Linked DNA regions of Homo sapiens: region 2 is linked to region 1. A link is a contact called in ENCODE Hi-C or POLR2A ChIA-PET data. All regions are on one chromosome and are shown on one strand. The core of a region is the stretch at or near the end of the contact, and the rest is flanking DNA. Distances in the headings are between cores, read along the strand shown. Region 1 has its middle 53 kb from the start of ANTXR2. Region 2 overlaps ANTXR2 (ANTXR cell adhesion molecule 2).

The links. A loop is a pair of places that touch in the nucleus more often than their neighbours do. ChIA-PET counts read pairs that join two places held with the same protein, here RNA polymerase II (POLR2A). Pooled maps may share reads with other maps.
Region 2: a pooled map shows a loop between it and region 1 (2.1-fold over the local background). The contact joins two enhancer-like sites. A Hi-C loop is called at or near these places in 2 of 50 pooled maps. POLR2A ChIA-PET finds 5 or more read pairs at or near these places in 2 of 52 experiments (activated T-cell and activated naive CD4-positive, alpha-beta T cell).

The regions. Positions count from the first base shown.
Region 1 is chr4:80,123,447-80,128,255 of GRCh38, forward strand. No RefSeq gene overlaps it. Among named protein-coding and RNA genes, the nearest start is that of ANTXR2, 53 kb to the left of the region's middle. RefSeq lists a cis regulatory region at 4,019-4,156. Within about 2 kb of position 2,170, at least 3 of the 41 ENCODE cell types and tissues checked have a DNase peak (open chromatin) inside an H3K27ac peak, as active enhancers do.
Region 2 is chr4:80,034,221-80,039,029 of GRCh38, forward strand. ANTXR2 (ANTXR cell adhesion molecule 2) reads right to left here. Exons shown (of 17, transcript NM_058172.6): 8 at 1,752-1,812. Among named protein-coding and RNA genes, the nearest start is that of ANTXR2, 37 kb to the right of the region's middle. Within about 2 kb of position 2,816, at least 6 of the 41 ENCODE cell types and tissues checked have a DNase peak (open chromatin) inside an H3K27ac peak, as active enhancers do.

The DNA.
Region 1 (4,809 bases), core at 920-3,419:
AGAGATGGGGTTTCACCATGTTAGCTAGGATGGTCTCAATCTCCTGACCTTGTGATCCACCTGCCGCAGACTCCCAAAGTGCTGGGATTACAGGCGTGAGCCACAGCACCCAGCCTTTAATACATTGTTGAATTCAGTTTGCTAGTATTTGTGTGTGTGTGTGTGTGTGCTTTTGTTTGTTTCTATTACTTTATTTGTGATCAAAATATCTCTTTAAAATAACTTGCTATATCTTTAAGATGTTTTTCATAAGCCTCATGATAACCACAGCACAAAAACTTGTAATAGATACATTAAAAATAAGCAACAAATTAAAACATCTTACCAGATAAACCACTTCAACACAAAGCAATATAGTAAGACTGAAAAGTCTGAAAACAACCAGAAAATAGGCAATAAAGTGGCCATAGTAAGTCCTTACTCATCAACAATAACATAGAATGTAAATGGTCTGAAATCTCCATGTAAAATGCATAGATTGGCTGAATATAAAAAAATCAAGACCCAACTATATGCTGCCTTCAAGAAACCCACTTTACCTACAAAAATGCACATAGATTGAAAGTGAGGGGGTAGGAAAATATATTCCATGCAAGTGAAAACCAAAAACGATCAAGAATAGCTATGTTTATATCAGATAAAACAGACTACAAATCTAAGAATGTAAAAAGAGACAAGAAAGTCACTGTATAATGATAAAGGGGTCAATTCAGCAAGAGAAATTATAACAATTATAAGTATATATTCACCCAACACCAGAGCTCCCAGGTATATACAGCAAGTATTAAAAGATCTAAAGGGAAAGATAGAATGCAATACAAAAATAGTAAGGGACTTTTACACCACACTGTCAGTAATGGGAACATCATCCAGACAGAAAATCAACGAAGAACCAGTGGAACTATACTGCACAATAGGTCTAATAGACCCAAGTGATATTTACATAATATTTTGCTCAACTGCTGAAAAAAATACATTCTTTCCACTAGTGCATGGAACATTCTTCACAGTAGACTATATCTTAAGCCACAAGACAAGTCTGAACAAATTCAAAATAATAGAAATCATATCAAGCATCTTTACTACCACAATAGAATAAAACTAGAAATTAATAACAAGAGAAACCTTGGAAAATGCACAAACATGTACAAATTAAACAACATGCTCTGCATTGATCAATGGATCAATGAAGAAATTAAGAATGAAACAAATGAAAATGAAAATACAACATATCAAAATCTATGAGGCACAGCAAAAGCAGTATTAAGAGAGAAGTTTAAAGCAATAAACACCTATATCATAAAAGGAGAAATAAACAACCTAAAAACACATCTCAAGGAACTAGAAAAGCAAGAACAAACCAAACCCAAAATTAGTAGAAAGAAAGAAATAATGAGGACCAGAGTAGAAATAAGTAAAACTGAGACAAAAAAAATACAGAATATCAACAAAACAAAATGTTGTTTTTTTGTAAAGATTAAAAATTCAACAAATGTTTAGTTACACAAAGAAAAAGAGAGAAGATCCAAATAAATATATAAAAACACAAACAAAAAAGGAGAGATAACAACTGAGACCTCAGACATACAAAGAATAATTCAAGACTAGTGTGAGCAACTAACTATATGCCAACAAATTGGAAAACCTAGAAGAAATGGATAAATTCCTAAACACATAAAACCTACCAAGATTGAAATATGAAGCAAGAGAAAACCTCAACAAGCCAGCAATGAGTAGTAGAATAAAAGCCATAAGTCTCCCATCCAAGAAAAGCTGAGGACCTGATGGCTTACTGCTGAACTCTACCAAACATTTGAATAATGAATCAAACTCTCAAAAAAATTAAAGAGGAGGGAATACTTTCATAAATTCATTCTATGTAGCTAGCATTACCCTGATAACAAAGCCAGATAATGACTCAACAGAAAAAGAAACTTACAGGTCACTGTCACTGATAACCATAGAGGCAAAAATTCTCAGAAAGTCTTTTCTTGAAGGAAGATCTGCATAGCTCATCTCTGTGTCCAGTACAATGTCCCTGCCTTTCTTCTCCTCAAAGCACTTTTCACTTTTCCTTCATTTCTCTATAACTTGAAACTTGTTTTTGTGTATTTATCTGTTCAATTGCTGGCTTCTCCACCAGATGGCAAACTTCATGAGAGCAGAGGTTACATTTATTTCATTTTCTACTATATACCCAGCACCTAGCACCATGGCTGGCACGTTACAAGAACATGAATGTTTGATGAACAAATGAATAAATGTTGCTGACATCTGAGGATAATTTGCCTTGAAGGTATTTGTAACCGGGATCCTGAGTGGTCAACAGATGCAAACCACTGCATATGACCCAAGCCTCTACAAGATTCGGAAAATTCTGCTTTTCCCTGCCAGGGGTATTGCTTTTTCAACTAACAGGCCTTAGTCTAGCCTGTGAAGTCTGGTTTCAGACCCTTGTGGTCTGACCTATCTTGTTTCTATCTCCAGCTTAGAATAAAATAGTGCCTTCAGCTTCTAATCCTCCTGAGTCTTTGAGAATCTAATTTCCTTTCATCTGCGGCACTAGGTAAAGTCATGAAGAGCTAATTTGGGTGAAGTCCTGGTGACATCATAACCACATCTACTATCAGCTACTGTTTCCTGCCCCCCAAAAAATCTGAATTTTCTTCTCTCTAGGCTTTGAAGCTTGTATATTTCCAACATCTCTTTTCCCCAAAAACTATTTTCATGCTGTGTTATACTGGGTTTTATTGCCCACCCTCCAGCTGAGCAGTCCTCCTGACTCTTAGCTTGCAGTTCTCATTCAGGAATTTCTGCTACCCACTCATGGGGCAGAAAGGAGGGGAGAACAGCCATTAAGGCTATCAAATATTACAAAATTGAAGACCCCACTGCTGGAATTTTAACAGCTGCTCTCCATACTGTCTCCTAATCTAAGCTTGACCATGTGGTTCTCAATAACAATTTAGGGAGGAGGGGTTCAGATCATCTAGACTATAATTATTAAACGGGGACAAAAAATTGAAGACCCCAACAATGATCAATTTGGTAACTTTACAGAGGACTAGCCTCACCCCAGTCATCATTAGGAGTTTCTTTTCAGTCTGCTCAGTAATGTGGTTGAGGAAAAGGATCCCCGGGCCTGGGTTCAAAGCCCAGCTCTGTCATATATTAGCTACATAATGTTGGGCAATTTGCTTAACTTTCCATGCCAACATCTTCATAAATATAAGGAGGTAAAATAAAAGCATCCACATATGAAGTGCTTGGAGTGATTAATAAAGTAATGTATACAAGTTGCCTAACAAAGTTTCTGGCACAGAAACAGAAGAAACACATAAAAATGTTATTGACTATTGTTATTTTTTGTGTCATCACTCTTTTCTTTTGTTCAATTGTCACTCTCTCTCACCTTCCTTCCTCCTCCTTTCTAGTCGCTCTGTCTCATTCTTTCTCTGAGTTTTTCTATAAATGAGGAGAAAAAAGAGCCTTATCTACTCATGCCTTCACTAAGAAATTAGTCATTTATTAATAATGAGAGGCAATATTGCAAAGTGGTTGGTCTGGTAGACTCTGGAGCCTGATGTCTTGTTTAATATTGTATCTGCCACATCCTTTCCTGTGTATTCTTGGGCAAGATACTTAACTTCTCAGTTTTCCTATCTGGAAAATACAGATAATATTTGTGTCTGCTTCACAGAGTTATTTTTAAGATAAAATGATTTATATAAAGTACCTAGTGCATAAGACTTCTGGATAAATATTAACTTTATTTCTTACAGCTTATTTTTATTTTAAAAGAAGGAAAAGAATTACTAAAAATAATAAATAAATAAATACTAAAAAAAAAAAAAAAAAAAAAAAAAAAAAAAAAAAAAACTCCGGCATGAACAAGGGAGCTATCAGGGATCAGATAGCCTCTCCCTGTTATACATCAAACCTCCAAGTTACTGTGTCTACTGAAGACCTTACTTTAATAACTTTCCCAACAGTCAACTCTCTTTCAACTAACTTTTCTCTTCTCTCTTGGGAGATTTCCCCTGGGTTGCCTGTTAGTGACTCACTTCCTACTGGCAGTCTTGTTCACACTTTAAACTTCCTGACAGTTAGTGAATCACCTCTGTATCCTGCCTTGTTATGTATTTATTTTTGCTTCTCCTTACCTGCCCCTACCCCCACCCCACACCAGCCACCTAATTCTCCTGGAGAAATCAAACAGTGAAGAGAAAAGACATTAGGGGCCAGAACATTGGATATCCATTGAAACTCAATGCCTTAAATACCTTTGGATGAAGCTTCAACTCAAATGTTGGTAAAATGTCTCCTCCCTCATTTCTCTTAATGTTAGAACCTACAATCTCTCAATTCTAACCTGTTATTTTCTTCAAAGCCTCCAATTAAAACCTCAGGTACAAACACTTGTATTTGTTTAGTGAAATATTTTTTACATGAAGAAGACTTTGGAAGATGAAATTCTAGACAGAAGAGGTAGTGTGATGAGAAAGAAAGAGAGGATGAGAAGGGGAGGATGAACAGCAACGGATACCCGCAAAATGAATGGGGATGGTGATAGTACAGGTAAAGAGAGAGGATGAGCAAGAAAGAGAATTTGGAGAGACTGATGAAAAAAACAGAAAATGAAAAATAAAAACTGAAGAAAGTAGAATATAATTAGCCTGGTGATTAAGAGTACTGGTTTTAGAGTTAGAGTAACTGTTCACATTACAGCTTTAATACTCACTAGCCATGTAACCCAGAGCAAGGTAGTTAACGTTTCAGTACCTCAGTTTTCCTATCTTTAAAATGGGA
Region 2 (4,809 bases), core at 1,566-4,065, 89 kb before region 1:
AACTTGTTAGAGAGTGAGAGAATAGGCTGGAATGAAAGTTAACTGATCAAATATCTTGACAGACAATGCATGTTTACTGCTAAGCTGCAAGATAGTATACTAACTATTTTAATAGTGATTAACGCTTATTTAAAAGGTAAATTGAAGCACAAATAAAATTTTAAATAGTTTATTTGAGCAGAAGATTCTTGAATTAGACAGATCCAAATCAGAAGAGGTTTGGCAGCTTTACCAAGGGAATACAAGGGGGAGGCTTTTATAGAACCAACGTGGAAGTAAACCAAAGAAAGTATTTGACGGGTTATAGTTACACAGTTGCCTTGTTTGGTCTATCCTGTGGAAAGTCCCTAGTTATATAAGTTTGTTGGTTGTTTTTGATTGGTTGCACTTAAATTCTATTTTTCTTAATGTAGGCATTGACAATAAATAGTTCAAATTAAATTCCAATTATATTTGTAAATCAAATAAGGTTAAGGCTACTTACGAGGCCTAAGTGTTTTTGCCTGCTTAAGGCTTCTTCAGGCCTGTTCTCTATTTTAATTTAACATTACCAGTCCTCTAAAACTTCTCATATCTAACATAATACAAGTATAATATAGTCATTAACTATGCAAGAAACTACTGCCAACCCACTTTTCATTTACTATGTTATGAAAGGAATTTCACTTGCAAGTTAAAATAAAGTGCAGGTAAAATGTGATTCGGTAAGAGTATGGGCATTCAAGTCAGACAGGAAAGGGTCAAACAGGGTAATTACTAGTAGCAAGTACTGAACCTGTCTCTGCCTCAGCTTCCCCATCTGTAAACCAGGGATGTATAAAACTTTCAATAGTGTTGTTATAAGGATTAGGTAAAATTATAAATGCAAACAACCCAGTATACCCTCAGCACAAAATTGGAGTTTAATAAACAACAGCTACTATTTTAATATTATTTTTCCATTTATTTTTCTTTGTTATCTCTAGAAATGTATTAACCTTCACTGTTAGGGAAGATAATCCTTCCCTGGGAAGTTCAGATGCACTACTTTCCTTAAACATCTCCATATTCATTCATTAGGGAATCTAGAAGATGCAGAATGTGAGACCATGCACAACTGGCTGAGAGGCTCTATGGTACATTACACAACATATTTTCTCCCCCACCAGACCCAATATTTTTCCTTTTTAAAGTAAAGTCAGGTTAAAATGAACTGTAGGTCAGGCTTGAAAAAGAAACAAAATAGGCCAGAGAGAATCACACTCTGTCTGGGCAAGGATGGCTGGGAGGTGTGAAAACCTGAGTATGTGCTTAGCACCAGCTGATAAAGCCACCTGCTTCCTTCCTGCAATCCGTCCATAAGTCACTTCCTTATGTGCCCTGAGCTGGCAGATTCTGTACTTTGTCCAGGTCATCAAAGCATGGAGCTCAAAGTCTACATATACCTGACTGTTTGTATAATCAGACAAAAGAAACAATTTCATATTTTATTTTATTTGCCATAGGAAAGGTCTCAAGCGTGAACTAAATATACAGAAGATTCTAAAAGCCTGTCACACAATATGCTCATTATTTAAAATAACATTCCAATCTTAAAAATTTGAATTTAAAATAGAAATATTTCAAGGAATTATTTAAAAATTCTTACACAAAAAAGATGCCAAAAAAGTTAATTTTGCTATTCTTTTTCCAACATGAGTTTCATATCATATATTTTAGCTAGGAAAAAAATACAATTTCTTACATGGTATTTTTAAATTCTAAACACTTACCCCCCACACAGACACTTGAGGGCTGCAATTCTAGGATTTCAGTACATGACTGAGCTAGTATCTAAAAAAGAAAAAAAAAAAAGATTACCAAGCTATAGATCTAAAATTACAATGTGAAGTAAATTATAAGATTAGTAATAACCTTGAGGTCTTCTCCATACTTCAATAGATCTCAGAGAAAATCTATTAACTATAGCGTGTACAGCTACCAAGTTCTTAGGAAACTTCTGCACTGTATTTCAGGGTATATTTTAAGATTATGTACTGTAGGATCCTTATTTGATTAAAGTAAATTCAGATAAGCACAGGAAAAGTGAGCATTGTCTCAAAGTCTGATAACCTTGGGTATGAATAGATAACTAAAATTTCCTGCTGCCATAAAATCTATGTTGACTTTCCCAATCAAGCAAAAACAAGATAACAAATCAGACCCCCTGTTTAGTAATGCTGTTATGTTTTCTGTTCAGAAGACCAATATAATATCAATAAAAAAGCACTGCTGACTGGGTGCGGTGGTTCAAAATAATATCAATAAAAAAGCACTTCTGACTGTGCACAGTGGCTCATGCCTATAATCGCAGCCGTTTGGGAGGCCGAGGCAGAGGGATCACTTGGGGTCAGGAGTTCAAGACCAGCCTGGCCAACATAGTGAATCCTGTCTCTACTAAAAATACAAAAAATGAGCCAGGTATGGTGGCTCGCGCCTGTAATCCCAGCTACTCGGGAGGCTGAGGCAGGAGAATCGCTTTAACACAGCAATGAGCCAAGGTCATGCCACTTCACTCCAGCCTGGACGACAGAGCAAGCCTCCGTCTCAAACAAATAAATAAATTAAAATTAAAATTAAAAAGCACTTCTCTTTATTGGACAGTGGCATTTCTATCCCATTTCTCAGGCTTAATTCCTGTGGGTGCTAGTCCCTCTTACTTGCATAAAAAATTACAATTGCAGAACATAGACTCCTTATATGAGCCAATATTCTTTTTAAAAACACAGACTCCATACTCAAGCATTCCCAGAACACAGGAACAGAACTGCTCTTCTTAGCTTGTTCTGAGAAACAGAAACCACCACACAAGGGACAAGGCTACAACTGAAAAACAATGATGAAATACGCTGCTCCTCATGGACAACAATCCTGTCTTTATTTTTAGAACTGCTCTGCACTATATTATCAGTCAGACAAATTCCAGATGATCTCCAGAATTCCTTTCTTGACATTCCTTTCTTGGCAGAAGTTGAAGACAGATTATTTACAGCAGTTTCTAGCATCTCCTTTTCATAACTAGAATAGGAAGTAAGGACTGTAGCAGGAAATAGACATGCTTTCTGTGCTTTCTTTAATAACAGCAAAACTATAAGTTCTCAGCCCCTAAAATCAACTGTGTCAAATCATGGAACTTTGTTGCTGAATATACATCTCTGAAAAGAGGGAAAATTTGTACTTTTTAAGATAACTTTCCAATAAACTCAACTTTTCACATAGTGATTGAGGATTTTGTGATTAGAAAACAAACCTCGTAAAATTTTATATCTGAGAAACTGCAGATGAGGCCCATTTAAATCCAGAAATGACCAAAGAGATTCCATAGGCACTCAAAGACCTTTCTGCACCCAAATACCTCCTCTTGGTCTGCTACTTTATCTACAATAACCAACATTCACTTTTATGGATTCAAGAATTAAGAACTCTTGTTAAAGGTTAATGTGCCCTCTTGGAAGGGTAGTATTTCAAATCACTAACATCTTTAAAAATTTGGACATAATTCAGATAACAAGACTCTGAAGGAAATAGAATAGAAAAGATTTGCAAAGGAATATGAAGCTGAAAAGGTTCCAACTAACAAAAATGGACATTATAGCTATAGCTTTGGCCAATCTGAGATAACAGTGACAACAGTGAACCATCAAAATGGAAGGTTAAAGGAAAACACAAAACCCCCAAATCTATTTTGTCTGTCATCAGTCCTGAAGGAATTTATCTTAAAACAGATCTTATTAAGGAGACTAATTGCATCTTTCAGTTTATAATCTCTTTAGTTATTTAGCCACAGCTTTATCAGTATTACTGAAAAAATATTTCAAGTACTCAGGAAAATTATGAGGCACTTAAAGATTACATCTATTGGCAATAGAAACCATTTCTCTGCAATTCCTCAGAATAAAGTAAATCAAAAAATTACAAAAGGATTTTCTAAAGATCATGTCAAAAAACATGCATCCGGAATGACTTCAGTGAATTTGTAACTTTATATTTGTTTTCTCTCTTCTATCAGCACTGACCATAAGTCAATCAGATTTCATAATATTTAAGATAATTGTGCATATGTTGACTTGGTCTTTTAATTTGATCCAATCCATCAAAACATTTCTAAATAAATGAGAATTCCAATAGCAATATCAAATAAGCAATTCTCCTAAGGAGATCTCTTTAAGGCTGAAGAACAAACACCCTCCAGGACTGCTGGTGATCTACATCTTTGGAGCCAGGCCCTGTATATCCCCTATAAGGTATTTTAATTTTAAAGAAGAGGTTCAGGATGATTCAACAATTTATGTTCTATTAAAGTCTGAGTTTAAAGAAATCAAGTTAAATTAAGCAGAGATTAAGGATAGCTAATGTTAGATATATCCTGCAGTAAACAGTATAGCTTACATTTGCTAATAACAATACATTTACATTAATTCAATATTCATAATTATTTTAATAAAATAAGTTTTTCTAAAAATAATATAATTGAATGGAAAAGTGACTCAGGTAACACATTCATTGAAAAGCAAATAGTGAGAGCACAAGTCATAACATTGGTATCACAATCTAATGTTATCTAATTGAATTTCCATGGCATATGCTCCTCTCTAAAGTTTGTTTTATTTATAAAAAAAAACTGTTTGGACCTTAAATTATATTATTAGTGCATAACTCAACTCTTCTACTAGAAAACAAACTTTTTGAGGAAAGAAATGAGATTGAATTATACTATACAGCACATTCAGGGCCTTACACATTGTTTTGTGCCTTCGGTACAACCAATAAATGCTTAAGGAATAAACATTG